Linked DNA regions of Mus musculus: all the other regions are linked to region 3. Evidence: chromatin loops called from intact Hi-C (ENCODE). Cell type or tissue: left cerebral cortex. All regions are shown on one strand. Region 1 overlaps Psd3 (pleckstrin and Sec7 domain containing 3). Region 2 overlaps Psd3 (pleckstrin and Sec7 domain containing 3). Region 3 overlaps Psd3 (pleckstrin and Sec7 domain containing 3). Region 4 has its middle 110 kb from the start of Nat3. Region 5 overlaps Psd3 (pleckstrin and Sec7 domain containing 3).

Evidence for each region. Hi-C counts contacts between places; a loop is a spot of excess contacts. Peaks named below come from ENCODE experiments on the same cell type or tissue, not always from the same donor. Only the 100,000 strongest peaks of a DNase experiment are listed, where the experiment ranks them.
Region 1: a loop joins it to region 3, with 2.1 times the contacts of the local background. A loop is called at or near these places in 2 of 42 quality-filtered maps.
Region 2: a loop joins it to region 3, with 2.2 times the contacts of the local background. A loop is called at or near these places in 2 of 42 quality-filtered maps.
Region 4: a loop joins it to region 3, with 2.8 times the contacts of the local background. A loop is called at or near these places in 3 of 42 quality-filtered maps.
Region 5: a loop joins it to region 3, with 2.9 times the contacts of the local background. A loop is called at or near these places in 5 of 42 quality-filtered maps.

Annotation. Positions count from the first base shown.
Region 1 is chr8:67,868,753-67,873,752 of GRCm38, forward strand. The region is part of intron 9 of Psd3 (pleckstrin and Sec7 domain containing 3); the gene reads right to left. Among named protein-coding and RNA genes, the nearest start is that of Gm32888, 7.4 kb to the left of the region's middle. In left cerebral cortex, a CTCF peak has its summit at 3,010; DNase peaks (open chromatin) are centred at 1,923, 2,440, 2,998 and 3,471; H3K27ac peaks cover 1,160 bases.
Region 2 is chr8:67,762,507-67,767,506 of GRCm38, forward strand. The region is part of intron 10 of Psd3 (pleckstrin and Sec7 domain containing 3); the gene reads right to left. Among named protein-coding and RNA genes, the nearest start is that of Gm32888, 99 kb to the right of the region's middle. In left cerebral cortex, no CTCF peak of the experiment used is centred here; a DNase peak (open chromatin) is centred at 2,859; H3K27ac peaks cover 1,658 bases.
Region 3 is chr8:67,812,117-67,817,116 of GRCm38, forward strand. The region is part of intron 9 of Psd3 (pleckstrin and Sec7 domain containing 3); the gene reads right to left. Among named protein-coding and RNA genes, the nearest start is that of Gm32888, 49 kb to the right of the region's middle. In left cerebral cortex, a CTCF peak has its summit at 2,762 (motif pointing left); DNase peaks (open chromatin) are centred at 555, 925, 2,087 and 2,749; H3K4me3 peaks cover 3,803 bases; H3K27ac peaks cover 4,829 bases.
Region 4 is chr8:67,629,679-67,634,678 of GRCm38, forward strand. No RefSeq gene overlaps it. Among named protein-coding and RNA genes, the nearest start is that of Nat3, 110 kb to the left of the region's middle. In left cerebral cortex, no CTCF peak of the experiment used is centred here; DNase peaks (open chromatin) are centred at 2,172 and 2,773; H3K27ac peaks cover 3,111 bases.
Region 5 is chr8:67,702,344-67,707,343 of GRCm38, forward strand. The region is part of intron 15 of Psd3 (pleckstrin and Sec7 domain containing 3); the gene reads right to left. Among named protein-coding and RNA genes, the nearest start is that of Gm32888, 160 kb to the right of the region's middle. In left cerebral cortex, no CTCF peak of the experiment used is centred here; DNase peaks (open chromatin) are centred at 2,735, 4,586 and 4,771; H3K27ac peaks cover 2,636 bases.

The DNA.
Region 1 (5,000 bases), 57 kb after region 3:
AGTGTATCACTCATTCATAGTTGGCTAGTGGTTTCTTGTGCTTATAGTGAAGTCAGATATTTGGGGAAGGATGCAGGGAAATGAGATCTTCAGAGATGTCTTGGTGCACTATGTCTTAGAGCAATGCTGTAAGCCTTGAGTGACTCACCAAGATGGTACCCATTAGGTGTCTATACCAAAAAGTTATTATTTTCTCTTAGAAAATAATTAATATCCCAAGAGAAATATTTATGGGTATGAGAATATTTTGTTTCTCCAACTTCTACCTATTACTTCTGGGGCCCACTGATAGGTGTGTAAATGATAATTACTGTGATGTCTAGTGGTGGATTTTTTTGTACATTCATTATTAAATCTTTCAGTAATGAATAAACTGCCCCAATCCCATCACTTATTTTTTCATGGATATTTATTTTATTCTGTGGACATTATTTCAGGGCTATCACTTTCTTCCTTAAACTGTTCCAGTGTGGGTACTTAGGAGTTCCTCTGGATTGGCCTGATCTCCTAGCAGCCCTTTCTCCTCGTTTTCTGTACTTCCTTACTTTCTGACAATGCAAGAGGTCTTACTTCAAATTGTGTTTCCTTTGCTCCAGTACTAGATCCAACGACTACTCCAGCATACCATAGTTCCTTTCTAGTGAACTATATTCAAGACTGAGGACTGGATGTTAACCCTATTCACTGCTACCAAGGGTAAGTGACTGACTCTAGGTCTTCTTAATAGGCAAGGCTAAGAAACATATAACACCCAGAAACCTGTGCCTATAGAACCATCTACATCCATGCACACAGACATCAAAGACTATGAATTAAATCATGAACATCCTGCCATGTGGTGCCATGAGGATCATTTGCCCTAACTGTCCTCTAGGACAGAAAGCACACAGTTCTTTTCACTACAAATATAGTGCCTATTGTTCAATTCCTATATATACATACCAGAGTAGTTTCTAAATGCTAGTTCCCATCCCTTAGAAAAAACAAGCTATAACTAGAGTTTGATGAATCTGTGTTGATTTGTTTTCACCTAATAGCATCTATTAAAATACTACTTTTCCAAAGCTGCATAATGTTACACTGAAACATTTCTCAATATGATTAAATTATTATGTCTAAAATGTAGATAAATGTATTGTTACTGTTCTTATTTTCATTTTAAATAGTCCCTATAGGTTATATATGGTATGGTATATGGCCAGCCAAAGAGCTATCAACTTATTTTGCAAGCAAATACAAAAGACATACTTTATTGGGACCAAGGAATAAGTCTGTATATGAGTACAGATATTATTCATGGCATGTGTGCATCTATGCATGTGTATGGTGTGTGTGTGTGTGTGTGTGTGTGTGTGTGTGTGTGTGTGTGTGTTCATGTGCAGGATTGGCTTTTAAATGGTGGTACCTCCATTTTCAAAATAACATGATTACAAAAATAAAGTACTTGTAAAATTGATTTTCAAGACTGAATGGCTTATCAAACACAAGTACTCTATTTCTTAAATTTTTTTTGGTCTTTACACACACACACACACACACACACACACACACACACACAGAGTATTTGGATACCAGCTTAAGTAGTATTGACATTTGCTACACTACAGAAAGGAGGATCTTCCAAGTACACTTTGAATTAAGTGGAAGAGAAGAAAATGAAGAAATTATTTTTTTATTTAATTTAATGGGTTTGGGGGGGTTGTTGTTGTTTTGTTTTGTTTTGTTTTGTTTTGTTTTTTAACATTTTTCTCACTGACCACTCCTGGTCACCTCCTCCCAAAGTCCTTCCTCCATCTCCCTCCCCTTCTTCGCTGAGCCAGTGGGAGTTTCCCTGTGCATCCTCCCACCCAGGACTTCAAGTCTCTGTGAAGCTAGGTGTTTCCTCTCCCATTGAGGCCAGACAAGGCAGTCAGCTAGATGAACAAATCCCACGTACAGGGAATAGCTTTTGGGACAACCCCTGCTCTGGTTGTTCAGGACCCACATAAAGAGCAAGCTGCACATTTGCTAGATATGTGCTGGGGACCTAGGTCCAGCCCGTGTATGTAAATTTGTTGGTTTAGTTTCATTCTTTAAAAATGATATTTTTCCAGAGAAACTGACTGAGTGGACACGCAAAGACATATATTCTGACAATCGGAACTGCTGTGGAAATAAGAGCATACAAGATATGACGAGGACGTTTAAGAGCTTCCAGAAAATGCATCTTAACACTGTAGAGCAGCAAAGGAGCAGGAGAAGGACAGATTTAGAAACAGAAGTCCAATCTTTGCGTACAAAGTGCAATGCTTACATCAAGATGTCAGTCGAGATGAAGGCGGGACAGTGACCAGAGACTGTCCCCACAATGAGGAATTATGCTTCCTTTGCAGGAGCTGATGGGCTGAGTTAACTCTGCTAGGAAGGATTTAGCACTGACTCACACAGCCGAGAAATATCTATTTCTCTTCTCACCATCATGAAAAAGCCAGAGGGAATGAGCTTCCGTCATGGGCCTGTGATCACATGGCCAATATCATTCCAGATTTGAGTGGAAGGTGGGAAGACAAGGAAGGAAAACAAACACTGGTGAGAGACGTGAAGTAAGCCTGGGGAAGACTAAGAATACCACCAGCAAAGGAAAGCAAAATTGATGGTGCCCAGTGAAAGACCCCGTGGCTTCCTGCCACCACAGCCTCCCTTTCCTCCCTACTTCTCATATCCAGCTTCTAAAGAGGACCACCTAGCTATGCTGATCTCAGTATTTTAGATCTTACACATACACATTTTGAAGTTTTAATAACAACTGTCCACACTTACACTGTATTTTTAAAAGGAAGGCAAGAAGTATTCTCTAACTTTTTGTATAGATACATATCTTTCAAAACAAAAATGTATGTGCAGGGCAATGTCCACAGAAGACTTCTTCTTTAATATAGATTATCTACAAAACACTGAGTGATATAGCTGTGACTTTTAAGTAGACAAATGGGAGGTGCCACATGGCCACAGGATCTTCTCCAGTCTGTGACTGTACTTAAGTTGACCACTAGTTGTACTCAGAGAGAGGTCCTGTAGACAATAATGTAAGAGTGTCACAGTTTTATGTAATATCACATTCCTTGGATTATAGACTGGGAGTTTCCAGAAATGTAGAAATATGGAAATAGATTTTTATACTTCCCAGTGTAATTCTACAAAGTTCTAACAGTCAATGTGAAGGTGGTACCAAAAAAAAAAAAAATCTCAGCATAAAACCGCCCTAGTCTTTTTAAAAATAGTACAACTATGCCCAGCAAATGATAATAAACTTTTTGACATTTCTATTCTATACTTTGATCTAAAGTAAAATTCTGACTTCATGTTACACTGGCCTGAACAATCTCATTGTAAATAATAACACACTGAAAATGCATTCATGTGGAAGGGCTGTTCTGACTGTATCACACACTGTTGCCCAGCTTCTCTCCACACTGGGATTCTGAGTCTCGCCCCCAATCAAAAATACCTCCTCTTCTGGAAACAGAGCATCCATCAGAATTGTCTTCCAAAGGACAACTACATTCTGCCTGTAGAATGTGACTTCCCAGATTGCTTCTCTTTGGCCTGAACGCCCTCAGCAACATGTAATGGATATGCATATCACATACAACACACACACACACATACACACACACACACATTCTCTCCCTGTCTGTCTCTGTCTCTGTCTGTCTGTCTGTCTGTCTGTCTGTCTGTCTCTCTCTCTCTCCCTCCCCCCCTCTCTCTGATTCTCTTTTCTACCATCTGTGTGTCAGGAGTCCGTTCTTTTTTACATTCACACGGTTCTCTTTTATTGAAACTATCATCCCTCATCTGTTGGTGACATCTGGATGATTTCTAATTTGGAACTACTGCTAATAAAGTTGCTCTGGTTATTATTATAATATTTCCTTTCATTTCTTTTCAATGGAATCAACTATACAAGGTATGTTTACTTTGGTGTCAAATTGCAAGACCTTTCTCCAAGATTCACTGCTTTTATATGCTGTCATTTGAGTAGGGATATTTTTGCTTCTTATTTTTCTTTCCTTATCCCAGAGATTTCAATGGATGGCCAGGTCTGAAAAATATTATACCTGACTAAAACTTCCTCAGTGCAGAACTCATGTCTTAATCATCTTTGTTTCACCCAATATATTTAGTATGCCTTTTATTAAAGAGAGAACTTCTAAATCCTATTAAATTTCATCTGACTTTAGATAGATAAAGCAAGTCTAGTAACACTGCTTTGGATATAGACACATTCTGTGCATAATTTTGAGTAGCACATTAGCTAATCTCTTTTATCATGTATTCTCTCAGACTCTAAGCTACATGAGGGCATGGAGTGCTACCTGTCCCATTAAGGACTGTGCTCCTCAACTGAGACATGGAAGTTGATGGGGAAATAAGAACAATCCTTTATTTGATTATTTTAATACAAAAATAATACACAAGGTTATATTGTGGGACAGTTCCAGTATATGGCACTTACTGTTTAATGGACTAAAGATAACTCTGAGAACTGTAACCATCTCAAGTGTGTTTTAAAAATTAAATTGCTGATTTGGCCTAGGAAGCTAGCTAGCTAGCTCGCGCTCTCTCTCTCTCTCTCTCTCTCTCTCTCTCTCTCTCTCTCTCTGTGTGTGTGTGTGTGTGTGTGTGTGTGTGTGTGTGTGTGTGTGTGTACCATGATATACAAAGCATGGTATCAATCATTAAGAAGGGTAAGAAGGAACTGAGCTCCCATAGGAATGATAGGAAATACACTCTTCTTATCAAACAATATGGTCTCAAAATATTTCTTTTTTCAAAACCTTTTGTCTAGGGTTATTCCATCAAACTAACAACTTGAAATGAAGTTACTTCCTTAAGATAATACTTTGAGTAAACAATTTATGTTTTGTAAATGAGATAAATAATAATTTACCTACTTTTGCATTCTAATGAAATATTTACTTCAAGAATTAAATAATCTTGCAATGAGGTGACTTGCCTTA
Region 2 (5,000 bases), 50 kb before region 3:
GAGAGGTGGAAAGGTGAGGGAGAGGAGGGAGGGAATATGGGGTGAGAAGGTAAATTAAGAATCATTGGAGGGGTATTATGAAAACCCAAGTTAGAAGGAATATATATATATTAAGGCAATCTAAATGAATTCACCAAATAATGAGGGAGATAGAGCCTCGACTGGCCATCTCCTGCCATCAAAAGAAGCTTTTAGTAATAGGACTCGGTTATATTTAATTGACTTGTTGTTTTTAGGGTCCCACAGAAATCCCCAAACAAGTCAGGATATCACCAAGACTATAGCTTGCTCCCTATAAACTAAATGCAAGACCCCATTACTGGGAACAGAGAATACACAACTCTCTGAACAAAGAGTATAGTTGTTGCTGACATAGAGCCTTAATGCCAGCATCTTTGGCACAGAAAGAAACTCTAGAGGCTACCAAAGGAGAGCCATGCACACGCACCTAGCCAGAAGCCCTTTTGTTCTATAATGCCTGCAAGATATGTTGGTGCAGTATTAACAAAGCCTCTGGGAATAAACAACCAATATCTGATTTGACTGAAGGCACACTCCATGAGATGAAACTCATATCCGACCTAGTTTGTGTAACCAAGAACTGGTACTACACGGCCCAGGGACCCAAGGTAAAATCAAATACCCCCTCTCCGCTCCTCCTTCCTCTTCCTCTTCTTCTAAGAGGCGATGAACGACTCCTAATGACATTCTACAACACTCATTGATCAGTGCCTTGCTCAGCCACCATCACAGAAGATTTGTCCTCCAGCAGATGGGAACAGATGGAGAGACCCACAGCCAGACACTGTGCAGAGTGGAACTCTTGGGCCTAAAAAGGATGCCTCCATCAAATCGCTCCTCTCAGGGTTCAGGGAACCCTGTGGAAGAGGAAGCAGAACAAATGTATAAGACAAATGGGATGGGGACACTAATTAAATACGGACCTCTAAATCAGTATGATAGACACTCATCTGAACTCACAGAGACTGGGGCAGCACGCACAGGGCCCGCTTGGGTCTGTACCAGCCTGGGTACTAGAACAGAAAGGAGAAGAGGATACATGCCCCCATCCCTAGTCCAGAAGCAGTCTCAAAGTGATAAGTACTTGGAAACAAAAATTTAGTGTCATCCAACAAAGCCTCCCTGAGGAAACAAACTACTCTTCAGTGTAGGCCGCATGTCAGGCAGTGGATGGCCAAAGGAATGAGCTCAACAAAACCACTGGAGGGTCCTGCTTCATAAGGATGTTTCAGGGCTTTTCTTTTATTAATATTTCAAATTTTTTATCTTACTTTTAATTTTGATTTTATTTACATATTTTCTTCTCTCTCTTTACCCTTCAGTTCCTTTGCATAGATATTACAGCTTCCAGTTTAGTGTTTTTAAGGGATTCTCAGATATGCAAACAAGTGGGGATTTCGTTTCTTCTGCCATTTCTTGAGATCTTTTCCTTCTGTTTATTTTGTCCAATTATGATGTGTTAGTTTTTATTTTATCTTATTATATTTTAAAATTATTATTCCTTAGGATAAGCCTGTTAATTTTCTAATTAGACACAGGAAAGAGCTGAATTTAGATGGGAGGGAAAGTAGGGAGGAACTTGGGGAGTCAAGGGAGGAGGAACCATATTCAGGATATATGAGAAAAAAATCTATTTTCAATAAAAGAAAAAAGAAAATTAATATGAAAGACTTATTTGATTTTTCATTAAATAAAAGTACTACAATAACATCCAGCAATTAGTGACAGTCTATGTGCCAAGTATTAATAATCATAGCAATTATGTAAGACCAATATTAGTATTTTAAATTGCAGATAAGGGAACAGACTCAGTGAGTCCAAATAAAAACCCAACCCCACACATTTAGTAATTAAGAGATAATGAAGCTATGAGAATATTTACAGCTCTCCTTTCTCCTGCTATGATGGCTTCTTGGTCATCTTCTTTCAAAGAGTGGTGGTGCTGGCAGGGATTATAAAGTGTACTTTTATATAGGTCTGGCACAACAACAGGTGAATATAGAACAACAGATACCTATAGTTGGATCCCAGTGAATAGTAATGAGCTTTATCTACCTAGCAAACAGGCTCCCTACTACCATCTAAACCCCACAGACAGCTGCCAGCCAATGCAGTGTCTCTGCAGTGCTTCTGAGTCTTAAGAGGTGATATTTTGCCAACTACCATGAAAGCATGGTTCAGCATATTAGCCACTGTGACATTCTTATTTGCTTTCCCGTGCTTTTTACATCTCTGTACCCTACCACTGAACACAACTTTAAATCTGAGATTATGACACACTGCAAGAATGAAGAAGCCAACAGATCAGATAGTCAGTATTCAGATATTAAACAAGTAAGAAGGGCAGACGAGAGCTACTAACAGGACCTGACAAATAGCCAGAAAACTAAACAGCACAGGAAAGGTCTGTATACTGCTATTTTCATTTCTATCATCTTAACGCTTTTTCTATATTAAGTGTAACCATTAGCTCTTTTACTAAAATTTTAACTAAAATAACCACCTCCAAAATATATTTTAAATAAATAAATAAATTACTTTCAAAAGTAGTTAATGAGAAAGATGGAGAAAAATGGCCCATCCACCAATGGTATCTTGTATATAACAGAGATAAATGAAGTTAAAATTGAAACTCTTAAGCATCCATACTTTACATTTATTTTGGAATAATTTTAGACTTGCAAAGACAGTACATCGAGTTTCCATATGTCCAGCTTCTCCTGCTAGCATCTTATATAACCACAGTGACATTTCTAAACTAAAAAATTAACATTGGTAAAATACTATGGATTAAAAAGACATTTCCACCAGCCTCCACCTGGTTTCATTAATCTACATTTTGTTCCAGAATTGTATCCTGGATCCTGAAATAGATTTAGTCATTGCCATCACTGTCATGTCTCCTTATTCTCTCCCAGTATGTAACAGTTCCTTAGCCTTCCCTGCTCCCTCATGACCTTCACACTTTGAAGAACGCTGCTCACTTAGCCTGAAAATTATTTTTAGTTTAGATTTGTCTGTTGTTTTTCCATTGCACTGAAGTTGGGTTCAGGGTAGGAAGGATACAATTTAGGTCATGTACGCTTTTTCAGTTCATCAAATCTAGGGGTAGAGGGTCTATTGGTCACGAAAGTACTTAACATGGTGACTTAAAGTAGTGTCTCTCACCGATTTAGATATAAAATTATCATATTTTTGTAAGTATTTTAGTAGGGATAGTTTCTTAACTAATATCTTGCTTTTTGTTTGTCTCTGACTTATATCAACATTGATAAATGGATGTTCCAATGACAATTATTATTGTGGTGAATTAATGTTTTCTTTGTTTAAACTACTTCTTTCAGAGTGTTCATATGGTTGTTTACAGCCTTCTTTAAAATTGCATGCAATACCTAGCAACTGATATATCTTATTTGCCTACAATTTTGCCAGAAAGCTATATAAATGACTTATTTTTATTTGCAAAATACACTTAACATTCTCGATGTCAGTTATTAGCTTTGTCCCTATAATTATGGGGGCACTGTTAAATTTTATGGGTATGCCCAGCTTATATATTCACATAAAAAGGTGGAGAGAAAGCCTCGAAGATATGGGCAGAGGGGAAAAATTCCTGAACAGAACAGCAATGGCTTGTGCTGTAAGATCAAGAAATGACAAATGGGTCCTCATAAGATTGCAAAGCTTCTGTAAGGCAAAAGACACTGTCAATAAGACAAAAAGGCCACCAACAGATTGGGAAAGGATCTTTACCAACCCTAAATCTGATAGGGGGCTAATATCCAATATATACAAAGGACTAAAGAAACTAGACTCCAGAAAATCAAATAACTCCATTTAAAAATGGAGTACAGAGCTAAACAAAGAATTCTCAAGTGAGGAATACCGAATGGCTGAGAAGCACCTGATAAAAATGTTCAATATCCTTAATCATCAGGGAAATGCAAATCAAAACAACCCTGAGATTCCACCTCACACCACTCAGAATGGCTAAGATCAAGAATTCAGGTGACAGCAGATGCTGGTGAGGATGTGGTGAAAAAGGAACACTCCTCCATTACTGGTAGGATTGCAAGCTGGTACAACCACTCTGGAAATCAGACTGGAGAGAACCCAGATGTCCCTCAACAGAGGAATGGATACAGAAAATGTGGTACATTTACACAATGGAGTACTACTCAGCTATTAAAAACAATAAATTTATGAAATTCTTAGGCAAATGGATGGATCTGGAGGATATCATCCTGAGTGAGGTAACCCAATCACAAAGAACTCACATGATATGCACTCACTGATAAGTGGATATTAGCCCAGAAACTTAGACTACCTAAGATACAATTTGCAAAACACATGAAACTCAAGAAGGAAGACCAAAATGTGGATACTTCCTTCCTCCTTAGAATGGGAGAACAAAATACCCATGGAGGGAGTTACAGAGACAAAGTTTGGAGCTGCGACGGAAGGTCTAACATCCAGAGACTGCCCTACCCAGGGATCCAGCCCATAAACAGCCACGAAACCCAGACACTATTGCATATGCCAATAAGAGCTTGCTGACAGGACTCTGATATAGCTGTCTTCTGAGGGACTCTGCCAGTGCCTGACTAACACAAAAGTGGATGTTCACAGTCATCCATCGGACAGAGCATGTGGTCCCCAATGAAGGAGCTAGAGAAAAAACCCAAGGAGCTGAAGGGGTTTGCAGTCCCATAAGAGGAACAACAATATGAACTAACCAGTAACCCCAGAACTCCCTGGAACTAAACCACCAATCAAAGAAAACACAAGGAGGGACTCGTAGCTCTAGCTGCATATGTAGCAGAGGATGGCCTAGTCGGTCATCAGTGGGAGGAGAGGCCCTTGGTCCTGTGAAGATTCTATGCCCCAGTAAATGCCTGGGCCAGGAAGTGAGAGTGGGTGGGCTGGGGAGGAGGGGTAGGGGTAGGGGATAGGGGGTTTTAGGAGGGGAAACCAGGAAA
Region 3 (5,000 bases):
TGACATGAAGCATGCTAAAGAATCTACTGCCCAAATCAAATTCTACTGAAATCGGATCTTGCATTTGAAGATGTGTCCATCAGAACATGGTAAACTGGTTTTATAAAAGTAATAATCCAACCTACTGGAATGATAATGAAAAATTCAAAACAAAAACAATTAGTGACAGCAATTCGTAAGATGTGGAAGAATATGTCATACTCAGCTATTCAATGTCTGCATCATTATGAATTCATATAGATTCCATATATGTATATATATGATACAAATATCCCCTAAAAGAAAAGAACTATATGCATTTATAATCCTTAAATACTGAAACAGGCAGGCACCACCCAGCAGACTGTCCTGAAGGAAATGTTAGAGAATGAGTCCTCTTGCATTTCTGTTCTAACTGCCCTGATTTTCAACAATGATTGACTTGTTAAAGCATGTCCTTTCCCCACCTCTTCGTTCTTATCACAGATTTTCTTTTCCCTTCCCTCGGTTCTTAGAGGAGTAGTGTCAGCACCTTTATAAGTGTGACTGGATAGCCTGGCTTTTCTTTCCCCAGTGTCCAGATGTTACATGGAGGAACAGCAAAACAAGAACACAGGTTGGCATTGAGAGTTATTTTTGAGAGACTCAACCCGAACATACCACCAAATGTCATTTTCTCAAGTGAAAATGGATCCAACTGTGATGGTGGAGGATCTGCTTTTAATTAAGTCCAAGAGTCAGCAGGTGCCACCCAATCAGGAGGATAGTTTGTTCAACACTTACTCCTAAAGAGTCATTTGTACATCCTGGGGGCTTTCATGTTAGCATACAAGAAAGCACTACAGGACCCACAAAACTCAGTGCCCAAGATGGGCGCTGGTCCGCAAAGGTTACACCCAACAATAAAACCCCACCCACTCTGCCAGCTTGGAAACCAGAATAAAACCAAACGCAGATTTTGTGCTTTAAAGAGCCTGACTCAAATCCTGAGGTGGATTAACACCTATTGATAATGACACAATCTGGGGAACAAGCTGCCAGAGCAAGCCTTGTCTCTTCCTAAGGTCTACCCTGGGAAATACAAAACAAAACAACATTAATACATCTGGATTAATTAGTCTGGCAGAATCACACTGAGCAAAACTGTAGCGTCCTAGAACACAGGAGGTATAGTGTAAAGAGAATATAACAGATAGTAAGAAAAGAGCTTTGGGGAAAAGCCTCTCAATCTTTGCATTTGCCCCTGATTCTTTCACAGTGCCAGAGATCTAGCTAACACCTATGATGGATGTTGTTAATATTGTGACGTAATTGCCAATTTAATATCTCCCCAAAAGCTTTCAACGGCCACTTATATGGATTGAAATATGTTCTGCTTCTACTTCAGAGTTTAAATGTGAAATATTCTGTTACATATTATATTATTTATATTACATATGCAAGGACAGTATCAACTGAGAATATAATTCCTCCATACTACACAAGACACACTTTTAAACAGGCAGATGTGAATCTCCTTTCCAGATTTAGTTTTTTGTCTTTAAAAAAAAAATCCAGGGAGAAAATATGACATCAGTCTGCGAACTTCCCACTAAAATCTGAGGTTACAAAAGGGCATTGCGAAGACTTCTTCAGGTTCCTTTGTATATAGTTTTGACTCACAGAGGAAGAAGTGATTAGCATTAACCTAGCACTGCTAAAGAAAATGCAAGCAACTCCTTTGCAGACTAAAAAGAATAGAGCTGATGGCGCCCTTCAATATTATTGCAACATGTTTTACAAAGCAATGAATTAACCATTTCCCAAGCAGTGCTGTGGGGCCAAGCACTTCCCTTTCTCTCTCCCATATTTACAGTTAACATCTCCAGGAACCCAGACTTATCTACCATGCTGTAATGCTCACCTTCCTTGAAGTGAGCTTGGTCTTTAGGTTTCTTTCTACAGAATAAGTATAAGTCCATCAGATAACAATAACAGAATAACAGAATAACAATGGCTTAACCTGGCTCAGAAGAAGGATATTTCATCAACTGCAGCTTACTGTAAGTCTCAGCAAGAAATGACTGGGGGAGACGCACAGAGATAATTAACGAGGAAAGCCCACACTCTGCCTGGGCAGCACCGTGGCTCACAAAGCAGATGGCCAATTTTTCACTATACATCACCCAACTACCATGAGTTCTATGAGATGTGTCTCAAGTTTCCTTGCTACTTTATCAAAAAAAATTTTTTTAAACATTTCATTTAAATTCACCCCCTCATCAATGAGAGAATTCTTAGTGGATGTTGTTCTATTGTTCCCTAACAACATGCCTCAGCCACTCACGTTATTTTTACACTCTAAAACAGCATTAAAAAATGGCATTATCAAGCTGAGATTTGGCCCAGGTAAATACGTGGTAGTTTGGTAAGAGTTGGGCACAGAAAAACAAATCAAAGTATGAACACCAGCTTTTACAGTTCTTAATCTAAGCAAGGAAAAAATTAAGATATAGCATATAATTTATATTTTATATATAACCAGATGAAAAGGAGGAAATGTGGACACGTTCAGTAGTTTTAAATTCGCATGATGCTCATGGTAGAGTAATTTCCATGCATATGTGAGACCTGAAGTTCATTCAATAACCTGCACCATGGTAAACACATAAATGGATAGAATAAGGAACTGAATAAAGACATACAAACGTCAAGAATCAATATCACCAAATGATTCTAAATTGTTATTTGTGTCTAGTCTGTCCAGTTGACCCTGGTAGCAGGAAGGTCTGTAGTGCCCCCTCATGGCCAGGAAGCTTAATGGGAACTCTACAAGTATCAGTTAAAAGACAAATAAATAGCTGAATGCATTCATAGTCAGGCTCAAATGAGACACTTTGATAATTAATACTAGTTTCCACAAATGTAAAAGCAACCTTCTTTAAAAAAAACTATTAACATTAAATATCCTCTACATTTTATCTGTTCCAGAATTTGATATAAACATTATCCAGAAAAAGGAAAAATCATATTCTTCAGAAGAAAGAAGATTTCATCACTTTTAAGGATATGGATGGGTTTGGGGGAGGAGTGCTACAGGAGGGGCAGTAAGTTCTATGAAAACAGCGCACAAAATTTGTCTGGGATATAAAATAATTTGCCTTAGAGTATAACAACATGATGCACAAAGATTGGATCATTCAATTTCTTCACTTAAAACATTTAGTTAAAAAATCTTGAAAGATATTTTTTAAAAATTTAAGGCAATAAGTAAGTGATCCATTCAGAAACCTTTTAACACTTTCTTCAAATAAAACACAAAATGCAAAATTGGATGAAAAGTGAAGCCTGCAGATGAACTAATTTCATAGTTATACAAATTAGTGAGTTTTATGGCCAACAAAACAGAAGTTAAGACACACCAAAGATAACAGTGTTCCAAGAATATAAAACATATTGTGATTAAACTATGTGGAAACTATTATACTCACTCTAGAATGGGCTAGGTAGAGTTTTGGGGAGAGAATTCAATTCTAGACATTATCTTGAGATGCTTGATGTTATCTTATTATTGCCTTTAATGGAGGCAAGAGTCAGATGGGGTAGAAGAAATAAACTTTCTTATCACCAGGTTAAAAAAACCTTTTATTTTTTGCTGAAGAGTCAGATAACTAAAAAACACCACTTAACTGATTAACAGGAAAACAACACTGATTTGCTTTTAACTAATAATATTTCACTACTAGATACAGCTGAGGTGAATAATACTTTTAACTATTAGCACTTGAATATATTATGTCCAGTACAGAGAAGAACATAGATTACCATGTAATTACACTTGTCCATAATGAAATTCAGTTAATTAGTTTAGGGTACAAGTGCTTAGCATATTCAATTAACTTCATTTAGTGAACAAAATTTGCTAATGAATGATAATGTTTAATCTAATCTCTAACTCTAATGGAATACATACACAAGGAAGAGAGGCAGGGACAAGGTGACTGGGAGACAGAGACAGAGTCTAGGAGGTAAGACCTTAGATACATTTTTAATAAATACCTCAGAACTCAAGAGGTCATATAATATCCATATATGTTATACATTTACATGTATATAGTCATGTGATTATAATTCTACCAGGAGCTTACATACAATACTCTTCCCACAGTGTACAGGTTCCTATTAAATAGGAGTATCTGCAACTGCATAAAAAATAGAGAAGGTATTAGAAAGGATAAACTTGCTCATTTGTCATCTTCTGGCTTCTAATGTTAATCCATACATCCTAATTCTGAGCAAACCAAAAGTATTAAAATGATTGAATTTTCATCAGGGTGGGAGTTTGGATTACAAAAGCATTTCCAATGATGACCTCTGACTTCTCAGGTATTCTGACCACAAGGTATAAATACAATGTTCATTAAAATAAAATTCAGAGATGCTAAGTTAGTGCTCTTTGCAAAGTAAATTTTATAACCACACTGACAACCACATGCATGTCCTTCTACACCTACTTAATACTTTAATAGCCTTTGGGGTTTATGCCAGCAGGAGACTGTAGTCATCATACCATGGGAGGTCGCATAGCAGTTGCAGTGGGAACCAAGACATGCTCATTCCGGTCATATTAAAAGACTATCAAAAGATGCATGCTTTTCCCCAAGATGAGTACTTAAAAATTACCAAGAAAAAGCCACCTGTGAAGAACTTATTAGAGCCAGGTTAATTTGCTAATGATTGATAGGGTTAGATTGCACTGTGTCATAATGTAATGTGATAGATAGCCAGCATATTTCTTAGTCACCATCCATCCTCTACCCTTTTTTGAGGGAAACCTGTTAAGACCAAAGTCTTTCAATACTGTAATGACACAGGAGGAAGAGGCTGGGAGGGAGCAGGAGAGGAGGGTAGTGGCATAAGGTTGAAGGGGTTAGGCCTGATGCCACTCCCAGTGGGTCTGGATAGAGCCCATGGGAAGGCCAAAATGATACAGACCCACCTCCCAAAGCCTTTCCTACACATCTTCAAGCCTATGGGTCTTG
Region 4 (5,000 bases), 180 kb before region 3:
TCTTAAGGATTCTCCCAGAATCCTACTTCTGTTCCATCTTGAGCACCATCTACACACCCCAGAAAGAGGCAAAGCAAGACTCAGATGGAAAGCATGCCAGCCCACTCCACCTGAGCCAGTTCCTCCTGGTTTTTCTCCTCTGTGTCCTTAACCACGGCTTCAATCAATTTCCCTTTCTCTGATTTGTGAACAGACAAATGAATTGGTTATATAAGGTACCAGTTTACATTTTCAGAGAGTTCACATTCATCATGTTATCTTGAGACCGTTGGACAGTAATAAACCCTTGCTAAAACTCTAAAATTGTATCTTTAGAGAGGATGCCATGATTGACAGTAGTTAAACATTTTTTGGTGACAAACAAAAGGCACCTCATAAAACTCTAACCTTGTCCATGGCAGACCTCTATGCCAGTTTCCACCTACCCTCCTGAAAGATATATTTCACTTGTGACAAAAACAAACTGAAGAGAGAGAGAGAGAGACAGAGAGAGGGGGGGAGAAGAGGGGGGGGGGGAGAGAGAGAGAGAGAGAGAGAGAGAGAGAGAGAGAGAGAGAGAGAGAGAGAAGCTGCTTGATTTTGTTTGATTTCTGTTGCTGTGGAAGAAAAACCAGTTCAAAACCAACTTGGGGAGTAAAAGTTTATTAATCTTATACATGAGAGTCTATAATCAAGGGTGGGATAGAAACTGATGCTAGAAGCCTGGGGTCAGGACTGGAGAGTGGGGAGATGCTGCCTACAGGCTTGCTTCCTTTGGTTTACTCTGCTACCTTGTCTTATTCAACCACGGACCACCTGACCAGTGATGGAATTGCCCACAGTGGGCTGGGCCTTTCTACATCAATTACTAATCAACACAGTGCCCCAGAGACCACAATCTTTCTCACAGGCTAGTGTGATAGATGTGCTGATTCGACAACTGAGCTTCCACCTTTCCAGGTATCTCTTGTTTGTATCAAGTTGGTAAAAACTAAGGAGCACAATATCTAGTTGAAATTTCTCCCAAGGCAGGCACAGTAGTGCATACTTATGATTCCAGTGCTTTGGAGGCAGACCTAGGACAGGCCCTTCAGTACCACGCTGGGTCATGCAGAACAGAACCAGTCTCAAACAAAGTAAAACAGCAAAACAAAATAGCATGTCTTGCAGTGCAAAGCTTAGGTGATGGAAAGCCTAGTTTATACCTGAGTTTTTACTTATTTCATTCTTGAATCCCAACATTTACTTGTTGAATAAATCTATAATATTTTGCTGAACCCAAATAGAATATATTTTAGACCTGAAAGGGTTTTTTTGGTTTTTTTGTTTGTTTGTTTTTTGGTTTTTGGTTTTTTGAGACAGGGTTTCTCTGTATAGCCCTGGCTGTCCTGGAACTCACTCCATAGAGCAGGCTGGCCTCAAACTCAGAAATTTGTCTGCCTCTGCCTCCCAACTGCTGGGATTAAAGGTGTGTGCCACCACGTCCGGCATGAAGTAATTTTTAAAAATGATGAATACACATTCTAATTAAATGTCTGTGTGCTTGTCTGTGTATGTACACACAAATGCATGTATCCACATAGGCCAAAAGAAGGGTTTCAGTTCCCTTGTAGCTAGACTTACAGGCAGTACCAAGAACTGAACCCTGGTCATCTCAAAAAGCAGCAAGTGCTCTTAGCCACTAGCATCTCTCCAGCCTCATGAAGTGATTTCTTAAATAGAAACATAAACTCAAGAAGACAAGCAAATCCCCTTACTCTCCATATTCAAAAAAAAAAAAAAAACTCTGAAGGAAACTACTAACTAAAATGATGTTTCTCTTTCTACCAGATACAAATTTCTCTTTTCTATGTACAATTAGGACAATTAAATGATTAGAGGTCAGTTCTAACAGACTGCACAAAATACCAGAATCTGTAAAGCATGCCACCACTGGAACATGCAATGACAATTTTAAGATGAAGAAAATTCTAAATACTCTCTGTTTTAAACAACATATGCTGCCAAGTTCTAAGTTACTGATTATTTTTCTTGAAATTCACATTCATTTTAGCCCTAATCTCTCCTACCATTTATACACGAGGAGCAGCTGATGGGAACGCATTGAGCTATTTGTAGCTGCCCATGTGTTCAAGAAGGTAGCATGCGAAAACAGGATCTTTGTTCCAGGTGGTGATTTCCACCAATGGAACGCGAAGATATAAATGGTTAGGCTTTGACATCATGGTAGAAGATTTTGTCTCTAGGCAACAGAATGTGTCTCACAGTCACAGCAGTAGCTGGGGGAGCACTGAAGGTCTGGCTGCTATGGATGGCCACACCTAACAGGCAACTTGTAAAGGGCATTTATGCATAGACAAATAGACTAACTAGTACCCACACTGGGAGCTGGTTGCCTTGCCCACTCAGCATGGTGTCAGATAGCAATTCAAGAGCTCTTTGCTCTGCCCCATGCTTACCATCACATAGTGATGTTGGCTGGCTTCACCAGTCCCATGCTTTGCCCTTTAGGCCTTTGGGGAATCTTCCTGCAGTAGAGTAATAAGTGTGGGTGCAGAGTTACACCTTGTCTTAGCTGAAGGTGGACATAGGGAAACACAAAATAGGGTTTATTCCCCAGGTAGGTTTCTGCAAAGTACAGAGATTTTTAAAGGCTCCTCCTGCCCCTCTTGGAAATAGTTCATGAGGAAAGGAAATCAGAATTGAGTGGAGATTACAGATGGTGAGATTCTAAAGTGAAAAGAGGAAGAGCCGGGTGTATGCAGACGTGTCCCTTAGTGACAGGGATATGTCCTGAGCAACGTGTTGTTAGGTGACATCATCACTGTGTGGACATCTCGGTGCTTACACAGTCTGTATGGGATAGTGTAGCACACCCAGCTCTGTGGGCTCAGAGACGAAATGGCATTATACAGAGCAAGGATGCAGGGAAAATGCAAAAGTCTCGTGTAACTCTGAAGGGACTCTGCCAGGCACTATAATGCTGTCACCAGATATGCAGCTGTGCCAAAAGGACCAGCTCATCTTTGTGCTCATCCTTGTTAATGCTGACATTCACTGAGGTGGTGCTGTGGTCTGAGCTATGTGCTGACCTTTCCTATTATAATCTCAGCTTGGGGCATGGCTAGACCTATGGAAGAGCAACAGAGAATGCAGTAAAGATTTAAGGAGTGGAAGCAAGGCTATACAAGTGAGCAAGCTTCACTGATTCAGTGATTTGAAAACAGTATCACCCAGGTTTAAACAGGTCAGACAATCCCTTTAGGATATGAACCTTGAATGCTCTTCTCTCATTTGATAAATAAATGTTTATTCCATATTTATAGGTTGACAGAGTTGATCAAGCTTGTGGAAAGGTTATGATTTATAAATGCCATGCGATATTTTTAATATTTTTCCTTATAAGTTTATGTACATAGTGCGTTGGAGAATGCACATGCCAGAGCCTTCTTTCTTTTTATCCTGTGGGCTCTGGGCACAGAACACATCTTGTCAGGCTTACAGCAAGCTCTCTTGCCTGCTGAGCCATCTTGTGTGCCCTTTGATGTAGAATATTAAGTCAGCCTAATTCTGCAAACTTGCTTGCGTTTTGCAGTCAGACACTGAGGACATTCTCATCCGCTTGTTTAATTCTGTGCCCCGGCCAATTTCAAAGCTGATTTCAGGCTGATTGTAAATTACCTAATTCTGAAAGGTGGATTAATAGTGGGACTAATTTTAAATATGTTCAACTCTTTGTGATTCTTCAGTATTCTGAGGGAAGAAATCCATCCTCTGGCTGGGCACGTCAACTGTGCTTCAGGGTTGTGGTTTTACCATTCTGACAATGCTCTAACACCCCTGCTAGAAATGCTCATGTCTGTTAGGACAGCCACTGCTTTGTAAAATATTGAGGACTCTGTGGCACCTGGATGAGGAATTGAAACGTGGGCACACTGTGGGAAAAAGTAGGATGTTCTCCAGAATCAAAACCAGAACTATCATAAACTCCAGCAATCTACTCCAGGCTGTATAGACAAAAGAATGGAAATCTGGACCTGAACAAAATGGCTGTATCCAGGATGCTTATTGTAGAATTGTTGACAGCAAATGGAAATAAATCAGATGTCAGTCAGTTGGTGAATGGACAAAGACATGAGATGTGTGTGGTATGTATATATCGTACATGCACATATATCATATATGTGCATTCATATATATATATATATATATATATATATATATATATATATATATACTCAATGTAATGTTATTGAGCTTTTGTGAATTCACTATTTAATTGTTTATTTGCTTCTTTGGTTTTGAGACAGCACCCCTCTATGTAGCCTAGGCTGGGCTGGAACTTAGCTATATAGCTCTGGCTATCCTTAAACTCTTTCTGCCTCCCCCTTCTGAGTAATGGAGCTGTCAGGTATGTGCCGAAGCTGGAAGCATTTACAGAGAAAAATCCTGCTCTGTCCAACACCATAGTGGTCTGTACCTGGGAGACTGTGCCTGTGAGACAAGGGAGTCGTGAAGGACAAACACTGCATAATCCCACCTATCTCAGGCATCTAAAGCCTTCACAGTTGCTGCAGAGAAGACAGTGGCAGCTGTCAGCAACTGGAGAAGAGGAAATGAGGGATGTTTGTAACAGGTATGCAGCTTCTGTTAGTCATGCATGTGTATTCTAATGATTCACTCTATAGCGTGGGCCCAACAGTTAACTGTATGGTTCTGCATGTACTTTCAAATATGTTAAGAGGGTAGATCTCATCTTAATCGTTATTTTTTTCTTTTTCCTTTCTATCTTTTTAATTAAACTAATAAATTTTATTTTAAAATATACAACTCAGTATTGACACTTTAAGTCAGCAAAATAATTTATAATAGTTTAAATGCCTCTTAAATATACATGATGTCTTCTGAAGCTAAAAGTAATATGCACTCAACCAGTTTTAAAAATCTATTTGGAACATTAAACAAGATAGAAGTATTGAAAAATTCTCTTATGAAGTTCTCTATGAAAAGAAATCGTGACA
Region 5 (5,000 bases), 110 kb before region 3:
AAGGTCATCTTTAGACAAAATAAGCAGTAACATACACACAAAGCAAAGTTTGCTTCTCGATTTCTATACAGGAAAGTAAAGAAATAAACGCCATATCAAAAGAAACAGAGCAAGGAGTTTGCAAAGTGCTTGTTTATTCAAGTACAGACTTGTTATCTCCAGTCTGCTTTCCTGAAGGTCATGGCAGAACTGATGTGCAATTTACTTTCTTCATGACCACTTAGCTTACTATTGCTAACTTCAGAAAGCAGCAGTGGGCAGATCAGACTCCTAACATGAAAGAACCTGAGGGTTTTCACCCCATTCTTCTTATATAGTAGGCACCTATCTGCACACTTAGGTAAGCCATTATCTAAATACAGTAAATACTATACATTTTCAGTGTGCATACCTTGCATTCTGGGAAAACTAAAAAACTAATAATGTCTGCACACTTTTTTTTTTTGATTCAGTATTGATTTTGGCTTTAATGTTCTCTAATGATCTTAGTGACATGTGGTTTCTAAAATAATTAGAAATGAAAACCTTTTTTATAATGATATAAGCAGAAGTCAAAAGCTTGCACTAACACACACAAAAGGTATTGTGCCTACAGTGTTTTGAGAGTATCACCTGTTATCATTCTATGGTCCCTTCCTTGCCCTCTGCAACCATAAAATAAAGCTTACTTAGAAAATAAAATACTAAACATTGTGTTCTAAGAGAAATCTCAAAAAATGACTGTCTAGCTTCAACCCCAAAACAGGATAACCAATGGTGTGTGGCTGTGCCTATTCTCAATGTTAGCACCCAGGCCTCCTTGTAACAGTTTTGACCATAAATGAGTATAAAATTAATCAATGGTGAGAAATTCACCTTGACTGATGACTGGATTACTGGAATTCAAGAATTTATTGTTCAGGAAAGTGAAACAAGTTGTATCTTGAACCATAGGTATACAAAACTAATCTACTTGCTCAAGATATAAACATTTGAACTAGAGAAATACTGCTTGCTATTTCTGTAAATTTTCCCTTTACCTCTCTAAGACAAAAACTTTACCTTTAAAAAAAAACCCAACATATAATACACTCATGTTAATAATCTTTTGGATTATATTTTGATTTTGCTTCTGATTCTATAAGAATTAACTGAAGTTATCCACTGTATCCTTAAAAATATGTTTTTTGCTATCAGTGTGTGTTTATGTATGTGTGTGTGTGTGTGTGTATGTATGTGTGTGTGTGTGTGTGCGTGTACATGTTCATGCAGTAGGCACACTGCACATGTACATAAGCCACAGTTTGACTTGACGTTCTCCCTCGGTCCTCTTATGAGACAGTCTCTAACGGAACCTGGATCTCACTTGTTTAACTAGCCTGGCTGACCAGTGAGCTCCAGTAATCTGCCTGTTTCTACTCCCCAGTAGGTGGAGGTTCATATGCTTACTTGTTCCTTGCTTTTACAAAGGTTCCAGGAATCTAAACTAATATGTGCATGCTTGCTTGGCAAGAACTTTGCCAACTAAGCCATCTCCTCACCCCCAGTTTCCAGAGTGCTTCACTACAGCTTGTCTGTCACAACTACACAGTACAAAATCCATCAGTGTAAGTCATGATGGGCAGATCAGTCTCTTTATGCTCTAGGCATTCCTTAAAGCATAACCTGAGCAAGCTTTGATGGGTACTCTGGTCCAAGCTACCCTATCCATTGCCCACTCACTACAATAGATTCCCATTTCATTATTCTTTGAAATTGAAGCATTCTATACCCTTTGAATACAGGTTGTCCTCTCAAAAACTTATGTTGAAATTACATTCCAATTATGATATATTAAAAGGTAGGGCCAAGTGGGACCTTTAGGAGGTGATAAAGAGCCTGTCCTCTCTAGTGGATTAATGGATTAATGCAGGTAAATGGGTTTATCTTATGATCAAATCTGTAATCAAAGTTAATTTGGCCAAGTTTTTTACACACATGATGCAAACTGTCTCGCAATACCCTATGCTTGGCTGATTGGAACCTGCTAGCAAAGTGGGTCCAGATACAGCCTTTAACCATGAACCACAGCCATGAGCCAAAATGAATCTCTTATTTACTTACTCAGACTGTGTCAAATTATCAGCAACAGAAACAAAGGAATGTAAGTACAGCACGCAGTATTTGTAATTGTGTGCTCTGCATGTGTATTCATTGATCATCATTGTTAACTTGACTGAATCTGGAGTCAAATAAGTCATACTTCTGTGTAAGTCTGTAAAAGGCATTTTCTGGAAGGATTGACAGGAACAGGGAAGGTGTCCCTGATATAAGGAGGTTAGAGGGAAACACTGTTCTTCTTTGACTGCTTGCCTTGGCCTCTTGCTGGTGAACCTATCTATTCTATAGCTGCTGTCTATCACTGCTGCTTCCATCAAAACTCAGTTCTTCAGCCTTCAAGTATAGACAATAGTCATAGTTTTTAAGAAGCCCTTCAGGTCTGCAGCACAGGGGACTTCTGAGGCATCCAGTCTTGTGGGCCGAGAAGCAACTAGATTCTCAGTCATTCTAGCTTGCAGGCTGTTGTCCCACGTGTCCAACAATGGCTCTCTACCAATGGGTGATCCAAGAATCCAGTAGTTGTTCGGTCCATGAGGCTGTATGTCTCAGCTTGTCTTCAGTTTATGCCAGAACCCTAAGAAGTAGGCTCCGGTACCAGTGAAGGAATGGACTCGCTAGGGAAAGTGTTAACAAGCAGGAAAGGAGCTAAAGCATCCTTTCCATGTTCTTTATGTAGGCTGCCAGCAGAAGGTGTGGCCCAGATTCAAGGTAGATCGTCCCCCCTCCAAAGATCTGGATTAAAGATATATCTTCCCACTTCAAATGATTTAATTAAGGGAAAAAAAAATCCTTCACATGGGTACCCAGCTGCTTGAGATTTAGTTCACTGCAGATGTAGTTAAGTTGACAACCAAGAATAGCCATCACACTTATATTCAGGAATTCATTTCTGGGATCTTTTCTGTTTTACTGAACCACTCCCCCACAACTGATTTTTAATAGATACATCAGTTTCACGTTAAGTTTTTGTTGTCTGTTTGTCTGTATTCATGTGCTAAGGATTAGAACCAAGACCTTATGTATAACTGGTAAGCACTCGATGACTGAGCTGTGCCCTAGCTATCAGAACTGCACAGTTTTGATTAGTACAGAGCTTTGCTTTTTGAGAAAGCGTCTTGCTACAGTGCCATAGGCTGGTCTTGACTCTGGCTCACACCACATCTTTCTCCAGATCCTCCAGAACTATAGGCAGATGACTCCCAGTCTCTGCTAATCATACCCCTCCCTTTTTTCACTCTCATCTCCTTTTCCTTTGGATGCCATGTTAAGCAAAAGGAAAGCGACAGTCATTAAAGAAGACGCTTTAGGAACATATGCACAGCTGATTAAGAAAAGACTTAGGGTTTGAGTCAGTTCAAGGAAATAACTGAATGCTTAGTCTGTCTTCTCAAGGCAAGGCACTAACTTCTCCTTAAATGAAGCTCAAAGAATGTGTTTCTAGGCCTTTCTTCCCTTTGCTGGCAACTGTAATCAGTGAGAGATTAAACTTCAAGACTTCTTAGTCTTTTTGCATTGTGTAATACAATATGGAATTACAAATAACAAAGATTCTTGATTCTATTATTACCTGAGATGAACATCTAGATATTGCTGATTTTTGGTCTCTATCTTTGTACATAATTTAAGATAGCTTTCAACTAAAAGGGAAAAAAAAGTTAAATTTCCAGGAATTCTATTAACTTGTGCTATTTTGGTTCCTCAAGTCCAAACACATGACACTATGTCTATGATGCTGTCTTCAAAGGAGGTAGCATTCAGTTCCAGGCTAGACCCAGTTACAGAGACAGACTGGGGTACCAATTATCTCTAAGTAGGTTAATGGGATTTCTCTTTATTAGTCACTAGGGAGCTAAAGGGAAATAACTCTTGTCTTTGTACTTTAAGAACAAGGAACTTAGTATCTAGATAATGTTTCAAAGGTGGGTTGCTTTGTGGCTCTTGGCAGGGGGCTGGAATGGGCCTTCCATTGCTCTTAGGAATGGGAAGCGTGTCAGTTGCAGAGCTCCTGTTCTGGAAATTACTGGTACAGTGTTGAGAAATGAAAAATGAGCAACATGAGGAAGTAATCAGAATTTTATCAAAAGGAAATATATCAAGCTAACTACCCACTAACAACTATGAAACAAAAATCAGACAGTGCAATGGAAGCTTAGCCAATTCTAATTAATACTGTGTGGCCTTCAGACACTTTCCCGTAATGACTGTAGGCAATGTATTCTTGTCCTTAAACATACCAGCTTGAGAAGAAATAAAGTCAATTTAATTGACAAGACAAATACAAACTCAGGAAAGAATGCATCTTTAAGAATGCCCCAGATTTTTTAGATTTAATATATTCTCTCTTAAAATATTGTTATGTCTTGTTAGAGTAGACATTTGTTGTTTCTAAAATTGACTTCTGCAGGCATGTGGCCTGTGTGGGTCCTCCTTGTGTTAAGTCATGAGCATATGCTACTCTGGGTCACAATTTTATGAGAAGGGACTCAGTTGAACTCCAGCCCACTAAGTCAAGGAAGCTTCTAAGGCCTGGTTTCAGTCATAAGAGAAGCTGACACTCTTATGATTAATACAAATGTGAGAACACATTAACCAGCAAGTGTCTTCCTTCTAAGCACAAAGGAACATGTTTCTATCAGTTTTGGGCCACTATAAATATCCAAGAGTAAGTAACTTCTAACAGAATTCTTTGACTCATTCTCTGGAGATTGAGAAGTCTAAGAGCATTGCCTTAGCACTTGGCTAGGGCCTTTGGTTGCTGTCATCTGATGGCAGAAGGAGGAGAAGGAGGAGGAGTAGGAGCAAGAGGGACAGGAGGGTGCAAAACACAACAAGCTAAGGACATGTTTAGTTTTCTAACAAAGCCCTTCTCAGAGACCTAACCTTGTCTAGGGCAATGACTGCAATCTACCTGTCAAGGCAGA